2 separate regions of the Homo sapiens genome follow, and region 1 is linked to region 2. Evidence: read pairs that join two places in POLR2A ChIA-PET (ENCODE). Cell type or tissue: B cell. All regions are shown on one strand. Links, peaks and the distances in the headings refer to the core of each region. The heading gives the core; the rest is flanking DNA.

Evidence for each region. ChIA-PET counts read pairs that join two places held together with the same protein. Peaks named below come from ENCODE experiments on the same cell type or tissue, not always from the same donor. Only the 100,000 strongest peaks of a DNase experiment are listed, where the experiment ranks them.
Region 1: POLR2A ChIA-PET joins it to region 2 with 10 read pairs; 2 of 35 experiments call an interaction of 5 or more read pairs at or near these places.

The regions. Positions count from the first base shown.
Region 1 is chr9:37,283,764-37,289,145 of GRCh38, reverse strand. All of the region lies in intron 2 of ZCCHC7 (zinc finger CCHC-type containing 7), which reads right to left. Among named protein-coding and RNA genes, the nearest start is that of LINC01627, 110 kb to the left of the region's middle. In B cell, for the core only: no CTCF peak of the experiment used is centred there; a DNase peak (open chromatin) is centred at 4,915; H3K4me3 peaks cover 1,382 bases; H3K27ac peaks cover 4,665 bases.
Region 2 is chr9:36,977,732-36,983,113 of GRCh38, reverse strand. All of the region lies in intron 5 of PAX5 (paired box 5), which reads left to right. Among named protein-coding and RNA genes, the nearest start is that of PAX5, 54 kb to the left of the region's middle. RefSeq lists an enhancer at 2,187-2,686. In B cell, for the core only: no CTCF peak of the experiment used is centred there; a DNase peak (open chromatin) is centred at 2,713; H3K27ac peaks cover 4,026 bases.

The DNA.
Region 1 (5,382 bases), core at 114-5,113, 310 kb before region 2:
AGAAGAACACAGTAAAAGATGACTACCAGGTTTTTGGCCTCAGCAACTAAAATGATAATTACTGCAACTAAAAAATGCAGAGGAACATGTTTTGAGGGAAAGATGAATTTAGTTTGGACAGGCTGGATTAGCAATAGTATTAAAATATTCAAATGAAGATGTGGAGTATGCCATTGGATACTGGATTATGAGTCTTAAGTTTCAGAGACAGATCTGAACCGGAAATAAAATTTGTCAATTATGGCATGGAGATGGTATTTAGAACAGGACTGGGTGAGAGTACCAAGGGTTTGAGTGTAGAGAAAGGATAGAACATGAGCAAGAATTTAGGAGTAACCAGTGAGGTGAGAGGAAACTTGGTGGGGGAATAGGTCAGTGCCCCGTAACCAACTAAACACAATGTATCTATCAAAGAAGAGGTGTTATCGATTATGGTAAATGCCACCAATAGGGCAGGTAAGAAAAAGACTGAGAACTGACCCTTGAATTTATTAGGAAAGTCACTGGTGATCCTATTAAGAGAAGTTTGGATGGAATGGTGATGCAAAAACCTGGCTGGATTAAAAAGAGAACTGAAGGAGAGAATTCAGGGGCAGTAAATATAGACAAATGTTTGATGATTTTGACCACAAAAGAAATATTCATTCACCATAATGTGGTACCCTATCTCCTTAAAAGTTCTACCTTCTATTATGGCAAGACATGACTTGGTATAGAAGGAAGAATTTGTATATTAGATGGATAACAAGCCCCCAAAGCTACTTGGGTTTCAATTTAGCTCCAGAAAAAAAAAAAAATCTATCTACCTATAAAAAAATCTATCTATCTATCTATATAGATAGATAGATAGATTTTTTTTTTTTTTTGAGACAAGGTCTCACAATGTCACCCAGGCTGGAGTGTAGTGGTGCAATCATGCCTCATTGCAGGCTCAACCTCCTGGGCTCAAGCAATCCTCCCACCTCAGCCTCCCGAGTAGCTGGGACCACAGGTGTGTACCACCATGCTTGGCTAATTTTTTATATTTTTGTGTTATATGGGGTTTTGCTATGATGCCCAGGCTGGTCTCAAATTTTTGGGCTCAAGCCATCCACCTACCTCAGCCTTCCAAACTGCTTGGATTACAGGCATGAGCCACTGCACCCAGCCTCTAGACAGAATATTGACAGAAGGTCTTTAAGTCCAAATGGTTAAATGTTTTTTTTTTTTAACCATTTAAACTCACACTGTGTTGACTTTCATTTCTAATACATATAATATGTCCTGATAAAAACCAGAATACTTTTATGGAGCAAAAAAGCTGTAAAAACAAGAAAAACCTTCACATTTGTTACATATTTAAAAAAAATTTAACACCATTGATCAAATGTAATTAGGACTAGCTACATAAATGTACCTATAATAAGTATATAATAGTAATTAGGACTAGCTACATAAAATGCAAAAAAGGTACTTTTTTGTGTGTAAAAACACATAAATATGTATACACACAGAGAAATAAAACAGTTAAACAGTTTCTACCTGTTTTTGTGTACTTCCTTTTCAGATATTGCTTGCTTAGAGTCTTGGCCTCTGTTACCGTCTAACTTGAATTCATAAAACTCAATGGCTCATGGTTTTCAAAGCTTAGGCCAACGTTTGCAGAACAAAGTCGCTTTGTTATTATAGGTACCAATGTACCTATAATAAGTATTACTGATTTGAAGTTGAGATTGCCAGAAAGGAAGCAAGAAGGCACGAGGGATTGGAAATTATTACATACAACTTTATGTTAAAAGGAAAACAACTTTTAAAAAACCTCATCCTAGTTGACTGTATACTTTTGTACAAATGCTCATCCTGATTTTTGAAGAAATTGATTTTAATGTATGACACCTCAAAGAAAATATGTATAATACAAAAAGAATGTTCAAATCCCCACTAACAGACTTTTCTAGAGAAAGAAAATCATGGCTGGGCATGGTGGCTCATGCCTGTAGTCCTAGCTACTTGGGAGGCTGAGGCAGTAGGACTGCTAGAGCCCGGGAGGCAGAGGTTGCAGTGGGCAGTAATTACACCACTGCACTTCAGCCTGGATGAAAGAGAGAGGCTCTGTTTCAACAACAGCAGAGAGGAAGGAAGGGAGGGAGGGAGGGAGGGAGGGAAGGAGGGGGGAGGGAGGGAGGGAGGGAGGGGGGAGGGGGAGGGAGGGAGGGAAGGGGGGAGGGAGGGAGGGAGGTGGGAGGGGAGGGAGGGAGGGAAGGGGGAGGGGGAGGGAGGGAGGGAAGGGGGAGGGGGGGAGGGAGGGAGGGAAGGGGGAGGGAGGGACCGAGGGAAGCAGGGAGGGAGGGCGGGAACGGGGGGGAGGGAGGGAGGGAAAAAGAGAATCAAGATTAAATTAATAAAAAAAGAATATAGGACATAAAAACAGCTAATACATATAAAGAGCTTATTCTGTGCCAGGTACTAAGTTAAACATTTATGTATTTTTCTTTTCTTTCCTTCTTTCTTTTTTTTTGAGACAGGGTCTCACTCATTTGCCTAGGCTGGAGTGTAGTGGTGTGATCTTGGCTCACTGCAGCCTCAGACTCCCGGACTCAAGCAAATTCTTGTGCCTTGGCCTCCCGAGTAGCTGAGAATTCAAGCACACCTAGCTAATTTTTGTGTTTTTAGTAGAGATGGGGTTCCACCATGTTGCCCAGGCTGGTCTCAAGCTCCTGATTTCAAGTGATCCACCCTGGCCTCCCAAAGTGCTGGAATTATAGGCATAAGCCACTATGCCCAGCCTGTATTTCTAATTTAACTCTCATAACAATCTTATAAAGGTAGGTATTACAATTTTATTTCACAGATGAGAACAGGTGAGGTTTATGAATTCATAAAAATATGAATAATAATTGATTTAATACCAAAAATCTTCTCAGTGGCAGACTAGAGGGCTCAAACCCATGTTTACATCCAAACCATGCTCTTAACCAATATGCTATATAATCTCCCTAAATTATTTTATTAATAGTGTTCTGACTTTCTCTAATAATAAAATTACTGGTACTCATTTCAACAATTTCATTTCATCATGTACCACATGACAATTACTAATGGGAAAACATGTTTAAAATTGCATCTTTCTACTTTTAACATAGGACTATATTCTGATATGGATATGAATGATGGTATCTGAAGTTATACTAGTCTTCTATGTAGAGAGAAACTTGACTGAGATTTTACAAAAATAATGCCCCAAGTTTCTACTTGTGGTTAACTTTTATTATATAATTACACCAGGATGTAAGGAGACAGGAACCAGTTCCATCTTCCTCTCTGTTGTATCTCTATCACCTGTGTGGTGTTTGTCACATAGTAAGTGCTCAAAAAATACTGCTTAATGAATAAATTTTGAAGAAACAAGTGATTTTCCTAAACATATGCCAATTTAAAAAAATCTTTAATAGTCAATTGTCATCTGTCTGAGTCACTGGTTAACTCTTCTATTTATATAAGCAGCAACTAGTAAGTATTGATTGATTTATAGCTTGATCAACTAGCAGGATAAATATAAATTTGATTTTTTCAAAATTATATTCCAAAACAACAATATAGCCTATTATAGGCCAAATGGAATACTTAGACCCATTCCCCAAAAGCCTGCTCCTAAGGTGTGTTGCTAGCAACCTATTTACAGTACAACCAATATAGAAAAATAAGAGACGAAGAAGAATAGAACAAAAGACAAGAAAATGTCAGGAAATGGTAGAAGAAAATGAGAAAGAGAAATAATTTCGAAAATACCATCTCAAGATAAAAGAGAGGCAGTTTATAAAGAAACACCAGGTATGAATAAAAACCTAGGTTCTTCCAAGACATATTGAGTAATTATGTATTAAACATTTTCTCTTTCTCTCAGCTTCAATTTCTCATTTGTGAACATAAATATAGCCCTACATCATCTCTAAGATAAATTTTTCCATAGAAACCAACTCAAATGGCATCTGCTTCCTCAAACTTCTCAAACAAAAATCCAAGCGCTGGATATCTGGACAATTTTCTCTATTAATTCTATTGTCTTTCAAAACATCAAAATCTCTATATAAATAAATGAAACGCTCCCCTCCAATCTCCTTAAGCCACCCATGCTAGAAAGAATGAAACACTTAAGAAACTTTTTATAACAAAACTTCTAATAAAAAAGGAAATTAAAAAAATTAAAGCCTAAATTTGTACATAGAAATATGAATCAGCAACATATGTGAAACATTTGTTAGAAATGTAAATAGTTCATGCCTCCTGGGAATACATACTAACCTACACTCCAGAAACAGACTGACTATTTATAATCCCAATGCAGTATGCACTATTGAGGCCTACAGGGAAGGTTTAAAGCTGGATTTTTCAACAAGGCTCACAAGTCCTGAGGTTAAATACACATGAATTACGGATGTTTAATCCAACTTAAGATACCATCTTTTCATATTTAAAGCAGTTTCCCTTATACAGAAAAAATACAAAATACATGAGCTGGTCCTAACAGAAGCTCCTGCAGAGGTAATATAAAAATCCATTTTTTTTTTAACCATTTAAACTCACACCGTGCTGACTTTCATTTCCAATACATATAATATGTCCTGATAAAAACCAGGATACTTTTATGGAGCAAAAAAGCTGTAAAAACAAGAAAAACCTTCATATTTGTTACATATTTAAAAAAATTTAACAAACACTATTGATCAAATGTAATTAGGACTGGCTACATAAAATGCAAAAAAGGTATTTTTTTGTGTGTATAAACACACATAAATATGTATATACACAGAGAAATAAAACAGTTAAACAGTTTCTACCTGTTTTTGTGTACTTCCTTTTCAGATATTGTTCGCTTAGAGTCTTGGCCTCTGTTACTGTCTAACTTGAATTCACAAAACTCAATGGCTCATGGTTTTCAAAGCTTAGGCCAACGTTTGCAGAACAAAGTCGCTTTCTCTCTCTCTCTCTTTTTTTTTGGTGGGTACAAGTATGGGGACCACAGGAACAGTTAAATTCATGGCATGGCTGGTCTACCACACAGTCGGGGGAATTCTTTAAATAGAGCCTGTCACTCTCTTGGCCCATCAATGGGATTTCCTTCTCGAACTGCTGATTCGTTCAGGTACACAACAGAGGAAATTTCAGTTAACCTTTGTTTCACCCCAGGGAAAAATCTGTCTGAAAGTATAAAATGAATAGATTAAAAAAAAAAAATAAGCAGCTCAGCCACAGGGCCATTCTCTGAGTGTTCACAGCAGCTTAAGTTAAACAGTAAAAAGGGCAGTGGAATGTTTCATTCCCAATGGAAAATTCAAGCACAATATAGAACTTGGGAATCTAGTTAGTCAGAGTTTATTTTGATGACTAAACCAAACCAACTGT
Region 2 (5,382 bases), core at 251-5,250:
CACCTATCTATAAAGAGTTTTCACCAACTTCAGTGTGTGATGGGTCATTCCAAAGATGTGTGAGATGCAGGCCAATTATTTACCGTGCTGAACTGTGCTGGGTAGCATCCCTGGCCCCATCCATTAAATGCCATACTTCCTCCCCCATAACAATATTAGTAATAATTCATAGATTTCCCAAATCTCCTCTGATCTGATCATGCTTACCGACAACCACTGGAATGAATGGGTTTCTCTCTAGGGTATCTTTCTTTTGGGAAGTTCTGTGGAGTCTGTGAAAAAGCAAAATCTGCAGGTATTGTGCACCCATTGTGTGCAAAACCTGACCCGGAGACACAGAAGCATAGCCTGATTTAGATGTGGAGGTGTGAAAGCTACGTGACCCCGCTCCATGGGTGCTAAGCTCCCAGGGGCCTCAGTCAGTGAGCATAGCCCCACCCACATCTTATCCTTGTCTGGGATGCCCCTTGCCTCTTCCTTCATGCCCCCAAATCCAAATCCTGGCTCAGATGCCACCTTCTCCTTCCAGGAGAAGGACCCCCCATCCTCCTGCACTGGACAGGTTCTTTCTGTCTCTAGACTTTCATTGCCTGCAGTTGAGGGCTCTCTTAGGATACTTTCACAAGCTTGGACTGTAAGTCCATCTCCAGGCCTTCTCTCCTTGACAGAGTATGGGCTCCCTGAGGGCTGAGACTGGGTTCCCTGGCAGGGCTATGCTTGGGACCAGAGCACCAGCAACAGATCAATGAATGCTGGAACCAAGGGATTCACCTTAGCCAGGTACCCCTCTTTGTACACATCTTGTTCTTTTTATTTTTTATTTATTTATTTTTATTTTTTTATTTTTTTTGAGATGAAATCTTGCTCTGTGGCCCAGGCCGGAGTGCAGTGGCATGATCTTGGCTCACTGCAACCTCTGCTTCCTGGGTTCAAGCGATTCTCCTGCCTCAGCCACCCAGTAGCTGGGCCTACAGGTGTGTGCCACCACACCTAGCTGATTTTTGTATTTTTACTAGAGGTGGGGTTTTGCCATGTTGGCCAGGCTGTTCTTGAACTCCTGACCTCAGGTGATCCATCTGCCTCGGCCTCCCAAAGTGCTGGGATTACAGTGGGGAGCCACAGGGTCCATCCCTTGTTCTTTTTAATTTAGCAAATGGCTTCTGTTTTCTTGTCCTCACTCTCAGTCCTTATTGACTCTTAGGAGGTGCTCACTGTGCAGACAGCACTCTCTCACTTGGAATCCAGCAGCTTGTTTGCTCTGACCAGTGCTGTAGGCCTGGCATGATTTATTGACCCCATTGCACAGATGTGTTGAGAGAAGTGTAAGATCACACAGCTGGCAAGTGGCAGAGCCAGAGCTTGCTCTCTGTGCTCCACCACTTTTGTCACTTAAACACTTCCAAGGCAGAGCCTCTTCCCTGGGGTGTCATTCATCCATTTACTGGCTCCTGATGTGGTGTCGGGCACTGTGGTCTCAGAGGTAGGTAAGGCCTGGGAGACCCCACTGTTTTCCCTCAGGGATTTTCCCTAGGGACCCCTTTGTTTTCCCTTAGGCAAGGCATGGAAGGGGAGCATCAGATGTCCCCTGGGAGGGTGTGGCCACTATTTCCCAGTAGGAGGTCACACCGGAGCAGCTGTCTCCCTTCTCCTTTGTACCTGTTTTTTGTTTTTTTTTTTTTGCCAGTTTCAGTGAAATTCACTCTACAAGTATTTATTGTGTGCCTGCTATGTGTGCTAGGTATTGTCCTAGTTGCTGGGGACACAGCAATGAACAAGACAGACAAAAATGTTTGCCCACATGAGTGACGTTCTAAGGAAGAAAGACAATAACTAAATAAGGAAAATAAGCAGCATGCTGTTCTATGCTCTGGAGGAAAACAAAGCTAGGTGAGGAGACAGGGAATGAAGCAGGGCTGAGGGGGGGGGGGCTTTGCTGTTTTTGGAGGGTGGTCCTACTGATGAGCTGACGTTTGAGCAGAGGCCTTAATGGAGGGAGGAGTGAGCCAGGCAGATATCTGGGGGAGGAAGTTTCCGGAGAGAGGGAACAGCAAGTGCAAAGACCCCAAGGCCGGTGAGCTTGGCATGACTGTGGAACCCTATGGAGGCGAGTGTGGCAGGAGCAGAATAAGCGGGGAAAGAGTGGGAGGAAACGAGGTCAGAAAGGTGGGATTGCTGGGGGGGTACCCAGTTAAGTACCAGTAAAGCCTAGTAAGCTGTGAGGGGCTGTGGGTTTTGCTCAGAGTGGGAGTAGACAGCAGCCTAGAACCTCCAACAGGGAACTTCAGAGGTGCATTTTCTCCCCTACCTCCAGTGAGTCACTCACTCCAGCATACCTTCTCTCCTAATCACCTCCCGAACCTGCCCCCTTCTCTGGATAGCCATTCCCACTGTTAGCTCTGTCCTGGCTGAGGGCTCCCACTCGACCCTGGGCCTCAGTCTCATCTCCCTCCAACAGGGTCTCTACACTGTGGCCAGATTAGACTGTATGACCCTCCTCCCCCAACCCTTCTGTGTCTGGAATTGTGAATGTATTGATATCATCAGACAAGGGACTGACTGGAACAGAGACTGGGGAATCTGGGATGTGGGGATTGGGGCTGCTGGTAAGTGGGTTGTCATTTTGTCTGGGAGGCAGTGCAATGCGGTGCAGTGGGTGGCCCAAAGCCCCTCCCCCAACCCTTAACCAGCTCCTAATCCCCAGCCCTGTCTCTGGCTTCGGCAATGGCTCCCCCCAGAGGCACCTGCTTTATTTATGGCTTCTCCCCAACTCCCCACAGGCAGAGGGAAGTCCATTAGTGTGTTTGCAGACTCTGCCAGCTCTGAGCAGATGCAAAGCTTATTTGCAGACTGTCATTGCCCTGGCCTCCTCCAGAGACTCTCATGCTGGGCTCAGCCTTGTGCCTCCAAGAGCCACCTCCCTCAGGCAGCCACCGGTGCAAGCCGCTTTCCTGATTTCCCTAAGCATAGTCTTGGCTTGGAGTTGGGAAAATTAAATTAAATGCCACGAAGGAACCATAGCAGTGCATTGGGCCATGTTGACAGTAGGGAATGAAGTCTTCTCTGTCGATAGGAGTTCATTGTTTTGACATAAATTAGGGAGGCATTGAGAGAAAGTGGAAAAAGTCTTGACCTGAGAACCTGGGACCCAAGTTCAAGTCTCTGTTAGGCTGCTGAGTATCCTGGTGATTTGGGGCAACAGTTTATTGCCTTCTGGGCCTCAGTTTCCAAGCTGCACAAGGAGCTGTAGACAGGCTTGGAATCCACTCCAAGCTCCAGAATTCTCTGATTTGAATTTTGGGGATGTTTCTTTCATCCAATGAGCTGGGGACAAAGTGATTTGTCCAAAATGGCTTGGTAATTCTGAAATTGCCTGGAGATTGGCCTCACTGGGGTACAAGGCACTGAGGAGGTGAGACACCAGGGCTCTCAGTCTCACCTGGCCTGATAACTCTGCTGTGTGACCCTGGGCAGGCCACTTTCCGTCTCTGAGCCCATTTTCTCATCTGCAAAATGGGAATCGTAATCTCCTGCCCATCTCCTGAGATTATCAGGAGAATCAGATAAGCTGATGAATGTTTCATATGCCACAGGAATATGTATTTGAGGGGTGCGATTGTTATCATTTTGTCGCTGTTATCCTTTTCAGATGTCTAGGCATGCACACTTGCCAGTGTAATACAAGAATATGCCCCTATAAGGTACAGAGCCCAAACACGTCAATTTAACTACATAAAAGGGAAATAATTGTGCTTCCATGAATAATGAAGAGCCCTTCTTATAATTTGTGCTTGTTCAGTTCCACACCCTCATAAATCCACCATTCCTGTGTGTGTGTTTGGTGGAAAAACACACCACAGACATACACAAAAGCCTCTTGAGTTCTTTTCAACTGGGACAGGAGATGACACACGTTGGCAGACAGAGGCTGATCTCTGTGTATCCAAGAGGAGTCGAGCCAGTCCGAGTACATCTAACAGGTCAAGCTCTGAAATGAAGAAGCAATAAGCCAGTGAAATGGTACTATCACCGAAACATGATTGATCAATTGAATTCTATCAGAGACAGTGGACAGTGAGATTAACTCAGGCCTGATAGGTTCAATGAGTTAAAGCATGATGTTCATTTCAGCTTCATTTCACCAGTCTTTGCTTGTGAAATTGGTCAATCAATAGAGGTTGAAGATCATATATATATATAGATATCGGGGACCATCTTATGGGGAATATAATCTTGGTAGTTGGCTCCTGGCTGGGGCTGCCTGCTGCGGGTAATGGAGACAGAACAGGGACTCCATCAGCCCCATCGAAATGGCCTGATATCTTCTCCAAATGAAAAGTATTTTTGGATCTCTGATGATTTATCTTTTTTTTCCTCCCTCTCACTTTGATCTATGACAAAACCCATACCCATCTTGGAGAAATTTAGTGATTTCTCCTGAAAACATTTGTGCAATGATCAGATAGATACACTTCAAATACGAACCTTCTTTTTAGTTATATCGTCCTTGGGAAAAAATACAGACAGTAATTTAAAAACTCAAATAGGGGTAATGCAAAGATATCAGAGTAAATATGATTTTTAAACCCTTTTATTTATTTATTTATTTATTTCTGTGCAGTGGGGGATGGGAGAGAGACTGCTGTGTGCATGAAGGCCATAAAAGGGATGTATGCATCCCTTCCAGGTCCTTCCAGGTATAATTAAAATGAAGCCTTTCACATTCTTTGATCTCATTTAAAAGCACAATTCACAGAAACAAATCACCCTTTTGCTCCTAGTAATATTTCATTTGCTTCAGAATATTTTCACTATGGCGGTTAACATCCTTTCTAATTAGTGTGCATATCCCTCTGTAAGGTGGAGTAATTAGGGACTACTGTATGAGGTAATGGACTTGGACAGTATGGATTAGAGAGAACAGACTTGCCCTGTGGCAATGCACCAGGTATTACTTCCTTTCTGCCTCTTGTTTCAGGTCATCTTGATTCATTTTAGCACAGAGAAATCCCATCTCTTCATACCAACACCATGAGAGCTTCAATAATGTATTTGCACTGTTTGTATATCAGAGTGTATATTAGGTTCTGGATAATGGATAGTGATGCTGAACAGCTCGACAGAGAGGGAAGAGCCTCTCACACTTCACTCCCTTTCCCCTCCTCCAACTCCTGAATTCTAATCATGCTGAATTATAGCCGTTCCCCTGCACCATGCTTTCTGTGCCTCCAGGCTGTTGCAGATGCTGTTCCCTCTGGTTGGAATGCAATTCCTCTTCCCTGGGCATTTCTTTGGCTAACTCCATCCTTAAGACTTAGGGTAAGGCTGGACATGGTGGTTCATGCCTGTAATCCCAGCACTTTGGGAGGCCAGCCTGGCCAACAT